2 separate regions of the Homo sapiens genome follow, and region 2 is linked to region 1. Evidence: chromatin contacts called from ENCODE Hi-C or POLR2A ChIA-PET data. All regions are on one chromosome and are shown on one strand. The core of a region is the stretch at or near the end of the contact, and the rest is flanking DNA. Distances in the headings are between cores, read along the strand shown. Region 1 has its middle 10 kb from the start of CIMAP1C. Region 2 has its middle 170 kb from the start of TBC1D2B.

Region 1 (6,333 bases), core at 2,671-5,170:
CAGGGACACATGGACACACCATCTGGAGGCACACAGGTAGGGGCTGTGCACACACACGTCCCTTACCGCACACACGTGGGGCAAGACACACACACAAATGCACAGACCCACACCTTACTCTACACACACACACCTGGTACCACCACTGCCTTCAAACACCCTGCCCCATCCCTCTCTCCCAGGCATCTCATCTCATGCACAGATACGTGCCCACCCAGGCTCACTGGCGCCCCTCACTGCCCTGGAGTAGTAAATCCACAAACCATGAGATGTCCCGACATGCAGAGAGAGGTGGGATGGGTGATGGGAGGGAGGTCAGGAGAGTCCCTGCATTCCCCCAGGAGAGGGGACCGCTGGCTGCTCTCAGCCCGCCAGCCTGGGACCTGGCCTCTGGGCGCTGTGCACGTGGTCGTGAGAGGGCACCCCCATGAAGACAAGCCAGGTCCCCACTCCTGCTCCCAGCACTCACAGACACCCACTCTCGGGGCTGCTCAGGTACGGGAGGACTAAACAGGAGCTCCTGCCACCCGGCTCCTTTCGGGGTGTGGTGGGGGGCTGGTGGGAGGACACATCCCCCTGAGTCCGTGGCCCTGCTCACTGGTGGAGAGTTGCCCGCCCTCCCGTTCCTTCTGCTCCCTCTTCCTCTCCACGCCCACATCCTCCCAGCTGGCCTTTCTCTCCCCCAGATCCTCTCCCATGACCAGGTTTCCTCTCTCTCTCTCTCTCTCTCTCTCGCTCCCTGTGTCCCTGTGACCTACTTATGCTCTAGAATAATGATCGACATTTTCAATTACCCCCAAAGTAACAGCCGTTCTTGGGGCCTGGCGGAGGACGGCTGCATGGGCGTGGGCACGGGCGCTGGTTTGAGTGTGGGGCCTGCGGGTGGTGGGGGTGGGGACGCCCATGGTCCCACTGTCCTTTGTTTGCTTTTTCTCATCCGGAGCCTTCAATTTTTCCTGGAAGATTGGAAGCACGTTTCCCTTCAGGGGAGGAAGGGAGATAAAACAGAGAAATAAAAACTGTCATCATTCTCTTGTAAACAGCGTAGAGCCAAGTGGGGGCTCGGCAGGAGAGAGCGACATGAGGGAGAGGCCAGGACAGAGAAAGGGGGCCGAGAGGGATGGGGTGGGGAGGTGAGCAGGAGCCCCCCCTCAAGGCCGGGTGGGTGGGTGTCCTGCAGGAAAGACTGATGGGAGGGGAATGAGGCGAGGTGAGGCTGATCCAGGGCTGGGGCCAGGTTGGGGGGTTGCGGTTTGAGGAGACACAGTGTCTGCTGAGTGCCAGGCAGGCCCTGGGAGGCAGGCGCTATTCTCCGAATCCCACCCTGCGCCAGGCTCTGGGGGTGCTGAGGTGAGTGACAGACATGTCTTTGCACTCTTGGGGCATAAACTCTATTGGAAACAAAGCGGTGGCTTCATGTGTTCAGCACTTATATCAATTGAGGCTCAGAGAGGGTGGGTGACCTGCCCGATGACACACAGCTGGAGGTGAGGAGACCAGGATCCCAGCCAGGTCCGTGTGACCGCAGTCTCCTTTCACACCACCTCCGCTGTGGGCACACTTGGCTCTTGCGTGACCTTGAGCAAGTCCTCACCTCTTGGCCATCAGTTTCCCCATCTGAAAAGCAGCCAGCATGCTGGCTCTCTGCAGGGCTGAGGGGAGCATCAGATGTCTGGATGTGAAGGACGCTCAGCTCTGGCTCTCTGGCGAGTTGGCGGGGGGACGGAGGAGCAAAGACCACCGGATGCTGGGAGAGGGACTGGCCGGCAGGGAAAGGAGGCCGGACCGCAGATTTACTCCCTGCTGCTGCCCAGTGGCAATAATTGGGTACTGCAGAGGGTGGGTCTGGAGGACCTTCTTCAGCTTGCAACAAGGCCAGAGCAGAAAGGTGCCTCTAGGGAGTGTTGTCTAGTCCTCCCGGCCCCATTTTGCTGATGCCCAGAGAAAGGAGGGACTCCTCCTCAGGTCATCCAGGGCAGAAGCTTGGGCTAGGCTTTCAGGGTAGGGTGCTTCCCTCCATCCCTGTGGCAATCAAGAAGCCCCCAGTCAGCTTCAGAGCAAGAGAAACAGAGTTCTACATCCTCTGCTTGATGCCACCACCTCCAGGGAGACTTCCAGGGTCTCCTCCAGTAGGAAGTGGCCTCACTCCTGCCCTGCAGTCCCACACTCAAACTCTCCTTGCTCCTCCTGCCCCACCCAACCATGACTGTCCTCCTGCCCGCAGCAAATCAGGCAGCGGGGCCCCTTGAGACACGAGAGATGGTGGAGAACCATTGTTACCACTCAGGGAGCATGTGCCAGGGGCCCACTCTGTCCTGCGGCTCTACCTGCATCCTCTCACTTGAACCTCGTAAGAACCTTGGTAAGTTGGGGTTATTTTGATCCCCATTTTTCAGGTGAGGGAACGGGCACAGAGAGTTTATGACCTTTACACACAGAGTGGTGGGGCATGGACTCAAACCCAGGTCTGTCTGTTCTCTGGAGAGGCACCTGCATTTGGAGGTGAAAACTACCCCTGTGGCCATATGACAGTCCACTGTGACCGGACACTGAAATGACCAGTCCAGGGGGCTTGTGGGCTGGGGTCTCAGCTTCACCACTGTGCTGCTGGGTGACTTTGGGCAAGGCCCATTCCTCTCTGGACCCTGGTTTCTCATCTGTGTACTGTGTATGTGCATGCATGCATGTGTGTGTATATATGCGTGCGTGCGTGCGTGTGTGTGTTCTGGGCTACCTCAGAGATCCATTCTGGCTTTGAGTGTGGTATATCCCATCTTGGGCTGGTCCCAAGGCTTGGGCCCTGGGATGGAAAGGTTTTAAAGGTCATGGGGAGGGGGTGCAGATGGCAGTGTGGGAGGCAGAGCTCTGGCTAAGAGCTGGGCCCCTTGGGTGCACCTCCTGCTTGCGTGTCACTGTGTAGGGCTGGGGATCAAGGGGAGGCATGGACTGTGAGGGCACGAGGGATCCGGCTCTGGGACAGGTATGGGGTTGGCCCTAGGGCCTGGATGTGTCTCCCTCCACTGCCTGCCACAGAGGGAGTTTGTCTTACAGGAAACAGCCTCATCCATCAGCGGCAATGGGGGGCTGACAGTGGCCACTCCCCACCAGCCCTGGCTGGAGGCAGACTCATAAATCCCATGCCAGGCTGGGCTGTAAATTCCTGTGATTCACATCTGGCCTCTTGGAGGACAGAGACATTTGGGGCTGTGGGGCTGGCTGTTCTCTCTTGGACAGGACAGGTGGGTACCCGGGAGAAGCCTCTTCACTGGCCCAGCAGTCTCAGATGGCCCCCCTGAGGAGATGCGATGCTGAGCCCCTGGATGCCTCAGGCCCAGCCCGAGCCATCTCTGCCCACGCCCAGGCCACCTCTGCCTGGGCCATTCCTGTGCTCTGGCCCGAATCACCCTGGAGGTCACGTGTGTGGACACACTCTGTGGCCTCAGAGATCTCATGGGGCCTGTGGCCCTGTGGGTGGAGGATTACTCAGGTGCTGGGGCAAGAGACTGAAGGCACAAACTGTTTCAATATAATAAAGAAAATAATTAGAATAAGAATAGTCATAATACAAATTAGATATAGAGATGATCATAGACAATTACCAATCATTACTATAAACATTATTAATCATTAGCTTTTAATTACTAATATAACCTAGGAATAACCTGCGGGTATAGGGTCAGGTGCTGAAGGGACATTGTGAGAAGTGATGTAGAAGGCAAGAGGTGAGCCCTGTCATGCCCGCATAAGGTCCGCTTGAGGGCTCCTTGGTCAAGTGGTAACGCCAGTGTCTGGGAAGGCACCCGTTACTTAGCAGACCGCGAAAGGGAGTCTCCCTTTCCTTGGAGGAGTCAGGGAACACTCTGCTCCACCAGCTTCTTGTGGGAGGCTGGATAGTATCCAGGCCTGCCCGCAGTCATCCGGAGGCCTAAACCCCTCCCTGTGGTGCTGTGCTTCAATGGTCACGCTCCTTGTCCACTTTCATGTTCCTCCTGTACTCCTGGTTCCTCTTTGAAGTTTGTAGTAGACAGTGGTAGAAGGAATAGTGAAAGTCTTAAAGTCTTTGATCTTTCTTATAAGTGCATAGAAGAAAACGCTGACGTATGCTGCCTTCTCTCTCCCTGCTTCGGCTACCTAAGAGGGAAGGGCCCCCTGTTCTGTGATCACGTGACTTGCTTCACCTTGTCAATCACTTAGAAGATTCACCCTCCTTACCCTGCCCCCTTGTCTTGCATGCAATAAATATCAGCGGGCGCAGCTGTTTGGGGCCACTACCGGTCTCCGCGTCTTGATGGTAGTGGTCCCCTGGGCCCAGCTGTTTTCCCTTTATCTCTTTGTCTTGTGTCTTTATTTATTACAATCTCTCGTCTCCGCACACGGGGAGAACACCCACTAAGTCCCGTAGGGCTGGACCCTACATGGCCTGGAGGGTTGGCTCCAAGAACCCCACAGTGAGGTCTCCTGCCAATCCGCATGGCATTCTGTCTTGGGGCTGTGAGGACACGGTGGGAGATCACGGCCCAGTCTGTGCATCTCTCATTCCAGGGAGGCCGGGGCCCCGAATCCACTGTCCCTTAGACAGGAAGGGGATAGGGACACTCAGACCAGGGCTGCAGCCATTTGTCGCCTTTCATCAGGACTTTTGCCACACTCAGATGCCACTGGAACTCTACTTAGCGTTTTTTAAAAATCAGCTTACTTTTAAAATTTAAGTGTGTGTTTTAGCCTCGTCTTTAGCCATATTTGTGAAATCAGGGTCTGATGTACTAGTCAAATACCATGCACATACACGCTCAGACACATACATATACACATATATGTGAAAATATACACATGAAATATATCCATGAAAGTAAACAAAGTTAAAATAGCAAATGCTCAGCTCCATGTACCATCTAACCCTGCTTTAGGTTTAGAGTGGCTCTAGTCTCCCCCCATTATGGGTGATTCCTCACTGGTGAAACAAAGCAGGTTCAGATGGCTCACAGAGCTGAGCATTTACCAGCCATTCTAGCCTTCCTCCATTTTACAGACAAGGAAACCAAGGTCCAGAGAGGTGTAGGGCCTGCCTGAGGTCACACAGCGCTGGGATTAGTGGCCAGCCTGCCTGACTCCCAGCTGAGTGATCCTTTTACGGAAGCACACTCCCTGTCTGTGGTGTGCAGGGCCCCTTCCTCCAGAAGCATATGTGGACTCACAGAGCCCTTTAGGAGACTGTGCCCTAACATGCCTCCTTCCCCGCCACCTCGCAGTGCCCAGCACCCTCACTGGCCGGCACGTGCAGCACAGATCTGGGTGTGCAGCCACTCAGCACACTGATCCACACACGTGGGCAGAGTCACAACACAGAAGCTCGCCTGCACACAGAGGCATTTGCACCAGCTCCCTGCACACTTGTGCCTGGTGTGTTCAGAGGACCACCTGTGCTGCTCATGGAGACAGGGCTTGCTCGCTAATGTCCAGCTGTCATTTCTCTACCTCAGGTCAGAGAGTCTGACCCACCTAAGAGCCTTCCATGGCTCCCTACGGCCTGCAGCATTGAGCCCCAAAAGTCAAACTCTTCGGACTTTGAAGGTTTTCCACCCTATGCCTCACCCTCCCCACAGAGCTCTTCCTCATTCCGTCTCTGTTCCCTGCTTTGGCCAGTGGCTGTCCTGGATGCGGCCCACACTACACCTCTGCCCACACTGCAGCTCTGTACCCAGATACCCTCCAGTTCCTCGCCACATAATTCTATCTCAGTCATGCCCCGGACTGCGTTGAAGCCAGGCTGCCTTGAAGCTCTCCTAGACTGCTCTTTTCCCCAAGGAAGGGTCATGATTTGCCAAATGTTTCGCATGTGTTAGCAAGACTGGAGTCGGAGCAGGCATCAAACCTTACATCCCATATGTCACACCTCACCACAGACCTGGATGCCAAATACCCTGAAGAGTCTGAACTCACATTGGCAGTTAGCAAAGTGCTCCTACAGCCACATCTGCAGTTAACACAGCATCCCTATGGCCACTGTCTCTCTTGATCCCCACGGCCACTCTGGGAGAAAGGCAGAGAGTCATCATTTGATAGAAAGGATGCTGAGGCTCTGGGAGGGAAAGGGACTTGCCTAAAGCCCCAGGGTGAAGCAGCGTCTCTGGACTCCCAGTCCAGTGCTCTTGCCCAGTGCTATGCTGCTTGCCTCTACCCATCTCCGTGGGTCATCAGCGCATCATAGGGCAAGCCCCAATCCCTGCCTCATTTTGGTTTATGGGCGCTGGACCCACAGCCCTACCCTACAGTCATTTGGAGACAAAAACAGATGCTATTGTTCTTCCTTAGAGAACGTGGCCAGTGGATCCG
Region 2 (6,333 bases), core at 2,235-4,734, 2.2 Mb after region 1:
CCCAGGGTGGCCATGGGGATCAAGGGAGACAGTGGCCATAGGGATGCTGTGTTAACTGCAGATGTGGCCGTAGGAGCACTTTGCTAACTGCCAATGTGAGTTCAGACTCTTCAGAGTATTTGACACCCAGGTTTATGGTGAGGTGTGACATATGGGATGTAAGGTTTAATGCCTGCTCCGACTCCAGTCTTGCTAACACATGCGAAACATTTGGCAAATCATGACCCTCCCTTGGGGAAAAGAGCAGTCTGGGAGAGCTTCTCCAAGGCAGCCTGGCTTCAACGCAGTCCGGGGCATGACTGAGATAGAATTATGTGGCGAGGAATTGGAGGGTATCTGGGTACAGAGCTGCAGTGTGGGCAGAGGTGTAGTGTGGGCCGCATCCAGGACAGCCACTGGCCAAAGCAGGGAACAGAGACGGAATGAGGAAGAGCTCTGTGGGGAGGGTGGGGCATAGGGTGGAGAACCTTCAAAGTCCGAAGAGTATGACTTGTTGGGGCTCAATGCTGTAGGTAGTAGGGAGCCATGGAAGGCTCTTAGGTGGAGAAATGACAGCTGGACATTAGCGAGCAAGCCCTGTCTCCATGAGCAACACCGGTGGTCCTCTGAGCACGCCAGGCACGAGTGTGCAGGGAGCTGCTGCAAATGCCTCGGTGTGCGGGTGAGCTTCCGCGTTGTGACTCTGCCCATGTGTGTGCTTCAGTGTGCTGAGTGGCTGCACGCCCCAGATCTGTGCTGCACGTGCCAGCCAGTGAGGGTGCTGGGCACCGGGAGGTGGCGGGGAAGGAGGCGTATGTGTGTTGTGGACATGTGTGTTAGCGTGTGCATGCCGGCTGTGGGGCCTCACAGCATGTGTGTGCACACCCCGGCATGCGCATGTGTGTGTGTTCCACAACCCCAGGCCTGCCCCACCCATGCGTGTGACCTGCCATGTTGATCTGATGCTTTCAGAATCACTATCAGTGGCCCCTGAGGAGCATCAGCCATGGTAGGTACATGCCTCACCGCCTGCTGCATGAACGGTGTTCCCGCCCCGCTGCACCAGCTCCACACGGGGGCGCACCTGGGACCTCAGATCCAGGCTCCCTGCCCCTCCTTTCTGGAGCTGCAGATTTGCTCTTTCCTCTTTCTGTCCTGGTGCTGCTGGCTCTTTCACCTCCCTTCCCTGCAAGCCATGGGACTCAGCGCCACTGCCCAGGGCCTCCATGGCTGAGCCTGGGGGCTCTTGGAACAGGCTCCATGCCCAAGCTGGCAGACATGAGTGCTCTCTGGAGCTGTCAGAGAGGACAGAGAGCTTGTGGTTTATGGTGTAGGGGCTGGGAGCTTGGAGGGCGTTGTGTGTGGGGCTGGACTCTGAGGCGGCCAGAGGTCTAGGAATGCTGTGCCTGTCGTGCAGTCTGAGTCATGCTGCCAGGTCAGGGTATCCAGCTCCCAGCCTGGGAGTGCTGAGAGCCAAATCCACTGCAGAGCAGGGGTGATAGTCAGGGTCCCACCTCCTCTATCTGTTGGCAATCCAGTGGTGATCTAGGATAAAACCCTGAGAGTCCCATACACACGGTCATCCCACAACACACCTCACAGGCCAGACAGGGACACACAGCCCCCTTCCCTCCCTCTGAGGTACCATCATAGCTGCTAGCATGTGACCGAAGGCAGGGTCCCTGGCCCCCACTGAAGCACTATCGCCGACCAGCAGGCTCACGCACCTTGGCCTGTTGCTCCTAGGGGTCGCCTGTGCTATTCAGCCAAGGGGACCACAGTGCCTGCTGGCCCAGCTGAGCTCCGCCTAGTGAGCCCACCCGCCTCCCCTGCCACGGACTCTCCCTCTTCTGCTTTTCCCAGCAGGAAGGACCCAGCCTCAGCTATGAAACCTGCAGCCCCCCCACCCCGCAACCAACTGAGGCTCCCCTCTTAAAGTCTATGGCCAGTGGCATCCGGCTACCTGCCCTCCCTGCCTTCCCCAGGGTCCCTTCAGAGGACCCTGGACATTCTCACCGCCCAGAGGGGCCTCTGGCACTCACTCCAGCCATCCAGCCCTTATAGCTTCACCATTTTGGTTTAAGCAGTGTTCCTTCTCTATCAGGCCTGGTGGCTGTTGGGTGGGGCTCCCCAGGCAAGAGGTGGCCCTGGGCCAGTGGGTTGGAAGAGAGGGTGAGCAGAGAAGAGAGAAGCCCAAGGCGGCTGAGCATTAGTCTGAACTCTGGGTGCACTGCCTGGGTGCCATGGGAGAGGCCAGCATGTGTGGGCTGGGGAGGGCTGCCACAGCCCCCAGGCACTACCTGTGAAGCTCCGGCTCCTCCCTCCATCTTCCTCCCCTTTCCCTTCCAGCCCCTGTTTTCCAGGAACCATTGCTACACCCGCACCTGCACCCTCCCCACCCTGGCCCTCCCACAGCTGCTGCAGCGTGCCCGCCCGTACTCTGTGCTTGCCTCACCCGCTCTCTGCTTGCTTTTCTCTCTCCTATTTTCTCTCTGCTTCTCTCCAACTGCCAGCTGATTGGGTCAGGCAAGTCCATCCCGTCCCGAGAGCCCCAGCCCCACTTCGACCTCTAAACAGATCCTCCTCTTCTCAGAGACCTCCCTTTCCAAGCCTGCCTGGGCGGGTGTCCTGTGACTTGACAGTGGCTCCCCCAGCCCCAAAGCCAGCCCCCTTCATCTGTGACTTAGTCTGTCATAGTGGTGAGCTGACACATCCAGGTGTGACCGTTGCTGAAAACTTGGGCCCTTTCTGTGGTATGCCCCTGCCCTGTTCTATAAATATCTATAAATACTCATACATATATATACACCTACACATGGCTGACCGCCTTGCCTCTAGCACTGGGAATCAGTCACCATACTGTCCTTGTGGAATCTTGTGGCCCAGCAAGAGGAAGCTCTCCCCTGACATTGCCCCTCCAAAGTGTGCCACCTCCAGTGAGCCTCCCTGTCATGCCTGGCCTGTGGACAGCCAGCCCCCGCCATCCCTCCCACCCCCCACCAAGCATGGGGGTGCTGTGCAGGCAGCTTTGTGGCCTGACAGTCTCTACCAGTCCTGGTGTCCCTTGGCTGAGAATCAAACCCATTTCTGGATGATGGGGAATGTGTCCTCTGCTGGCTGTGTTCTCTGTGGAGCTCAGGGGAGGGAAAAGGCCAAGCCATTTCTAGGGTGCTGTTGGGAGTGGTGAAAAGGCCACACCTTTTCCAAGGGACACTTCCTGGAAAGCCCCTGGAGCTTAGCTGGCTCTTATCCTGTGAAGCTGGCTCTGGCCACTAGGGGGCAGGGCCATGAACTCAGCCTGGAGGAGCCTGCGGGGCAGCTGACACTCTAGAGGGACAGACAGAACAGGCCACCCGGTGCAGACAGGAGAGGGAGGCAAGGGGACGGAACGGAAGATGCCGGGGGTGGATGGAAGTCAGTGCCCTTTGGTGCCGGTATCTGTCTTCCCGGCCACCGCTAGATCAGGCTTCTGAGCCTGTTGGCTGTCAGGGTCGGACTGTGCCCCATAGGCGCCATGGCAGTCCCCATGCAATCCACCAGGTGTCACCAGGCAGCATACAAGTAACAGGCCTGGAAGGTCCCCAACAGCCCAGCTGGACATGCTCACTCTGGGGCTCTTCATTCAGTGGCACAAACTCCAGGACCCAGTGAGGGAAATGGGAACCCACCACGCTGAGCAGTATGGCTAAATCCATTTATTCCAAAATGGAAAGCAAAATAAACAGGAGTCGCATCACCAAGGCAGCCAGGACCCCATCCCCTCCTCCTTCCTCTGTCCTATGCTATCAATAAATAAGTTTCCCAGCCACAAATAATGATTAGAACCTCCTCCTCATATGCCAGCTCCAACCTCCGCTAGGTACTATACAGGGGGTGGCCCTACCACCCGGAATATACAAAATGTTACACAGATACTATATGTACACTGCGGAAGGGGGGCCACCACAGCAGCCCATGCCCTCGCCTGCTCTACGGTTAGCTCCACTGTCCCACCTCAGCTGCCTCTCTGAATAAGATGGGAGCCCCCTGAGGGAAAAGTTGCTTTGGTGAGAGTAGGGAGGCCATCAGGCCTCCTCCAAACAAACCAGCTCTACCAGCCTCTGGCTCTTAAATAATAATCATCATCATCCAGAAACTTAAGGACTCAGCCCTGGTCAAGGTGGCAAAGGGTCTGTTTTTCTCCCCCCATTAGACAGGGGTCTTGTCTTGCTACCCTAATGGTAAAGGGGTGACTGGGAAGGGTTGGTAAGAACATGGTAGGGATGGAGACTCCAGCCCCACTTCTCTGGGCTTATGCTGACAGAGACCTGCTTTTATTTTTATCCCTTGAGTTTTTTAAAAAAATCCAGTAACTTTATTCATAACTTTTTCAAAAACTTTTCATAAAACATTTTTCTACTTTTTTTCCACAACTTTTGCCGCAACTTTTCCACAGCATTTTTTATCCCATAACTTTTTCATCCCACAACTTTTTTTAATACCTGTAACTTTTTTGTTTGTGTTCTTTTAATAAACACACTTGCATAGTTACATTACAATTTTGTAAAAATAAAAACCGATTATCTCATGCCAAGCGTGCCCAGCATTTGCGCAGTCTCAATACCTTTAATACTATAGTTTTCAAGACACACAAAATTTTAAGGCAAAAACAGCACTTTGCAACAATTTAATAATTTATTACATTACAGTAGCATCACAGTAGCAGTGAATAATGCCACTTTAGGCAACAGTGTTTCCGTATTTCCATTATACATTCTGTTTACAGGAATTCATCAGTTGGTAAAAGTCATTCTAAGAAAACTTGGCAAATAAAGCCTTGCATTGGAATTGGCATTTCTCTACTTTTCCTTCCCCCAGTTTCTTTCTTTTAAACTACAGTATTCATATTTTAAAATGTTTTAACTTATTTTAAAACTTAAGATAGCAGTTACGTTTTTGAATAGTTATATTCTTTTAAAATGACTGTTTAAGATAAAGTTTTAGAGAAACTATACTATGGATAGCACTGATTTACATTTTCACATTTTCTAAATATCAGCTTTGGTTTTAGAACTGACTTTTTTTCATTTCTGGAAAGCCTATCAGGTTTAATCAAATACTTTAAAAATGATTATATATTGCAATCTTTAAATAGGTTTTTAATTCTTCCTACAGAAATTCAAATTTATTCAGTTGAACCCACACTTTAAAATTCTATGTTTCTGATTAAACTCTACCCTTCTAATGTTGCCTTCTAAGCAAATTGAAAGCTGCCTTATACTGAATGAGGAAGAGAACAAATACTTGGCTGAATGAGGTATTGCAAAGGACCGCATGCACTTTGAAGAAAGACTTAAGTTATTGTCATATGATTTGCATTCTATTTAATTTTTCTTAAGTATATGACAAAATACCTACACAAAGAGTGGTATTTCAGTTAATATAGTACATTCATTTTCCAGACTGACATTCAGCTTAAATATGCCAGTGTGTGATTTAATCCACAGGTACCTGATGAACACATTATTGTCAGATTGGTTACAGGTGCTAAAGGCTATCTGAAGGTCATTCCTAGTCGTTTATCTTTATCAGGGTAAAAGTGAAGATATAAAAATACCTTCAAAATAATTTATCAATGTATTAGGTAAGCCCACCTTCAGAATTATAAAGAAAAACTGTTAGACCAAATAAGGTGGCTAATTAACAGTGATATGATTTCTAGCCTGAGGGTCTAAATTGGACTTAAACTGTCTTTAAACTGAACTCAAAGAATGCAAAAGCAGCAAGTTCAGAAAATAAAAGGCAAGAACAGGTCTTTAAGTCCATTTTAAACCCTCAGGCTAGAAATCGTCCTACTGTTAATTAGCCACATTCGTTGGTCTAACAGTTTTTCTTTATAATTCTGAAACTGAGTTCATCTAATGCATTGATAAATTCATTCAATTTGGAAGAGTCAGTTGAAGTCACAAGGACTTAATATTTGCACTATTTCAGTGAATGCAGGCACATCTGTTATTCCATCTGTAAAATCGTATTATTGCTCTCCTATTAATGTCATATGTATAAAAGTATCGTGAGGATGTCAAGTGGTAAAAATGGAGATGGTCTAGTAACTAGAAATGCCCACCCCAGGGAGCGCACACGCATCTCTCCCTGCATCCTAATAATGTGACGTATTTTGGAACACAGACATTAGAACTTCATGAAATTTTAGCTGTTGATTCTTTCCCAAGCATCTTAAAGTTATGACTTAGGCAATGTATGACTGAAATAACTCATTCATCATGTATAGGCACATTAACATAAATATGGCACAAAATATGCCTCTAACTGAAACCGAGAGGTATAAAAACATCTTTCACTCTTTGTGAAGAA

The links. A loop is a pair of places that touch in the nucleus more often than their neighbours do. ChIA-PET counts read pairs that join two places held with the same protein, here RNA polymerase II (POLR2A). Pooled maps may share reads with other maps.
Region 2: a map of Jurkat shows a loop between it and region 1 (168-fold over the local background). The contact joins two enhancer-like sites. A Hi-C loop is called at or near these places in 7 of 168 maps with a recorded cell type or tissue (CD8-positive, alpha-beta T cell, GM12878, Jurkat and 4 more), 3 of 37 single-sample maps with no recorded cell type and 1 of 50 pooled maps. POLR2A ChIA-PET finds 5 or more read pairs at or near these places in 1 of 52 experiments (H1).

The regions. Positions count from the first base shown.
Region 1 is chr15:75,731,173-75,737,505 of GRCh38, forward strand. It overlaps the pseudogene DNM1P35. Among named protein-coding and RNA genes, the nearest start is that of CIMAP1C, 10 kb to the left of the region's middle. RefSeq lists enhancers at 159-1,090, 4,783-5,303. Within about 2 kb of position 3,921, at least 3 of the 41 ENCODE cell types and tissues checked have a DNase peak (open chromatin) inside an H3K27ac peak, as active enhancers do.
Region 2 is chr15:77,907,312-77,913,644 of GRCh38, forward strand. It overlaps the pseudogene DNM1P9. Among named protein-coding and RNA genes, the nearest start is that of TBC1D2B, 170 kb to the right of the region's middle. Within about 2 kb of position 3,485, at least 13 of the 41 ENCODE cell types and tissues checked have a DNase peak (open chromatin) inside an H3K27ac peak, as active enhancers do.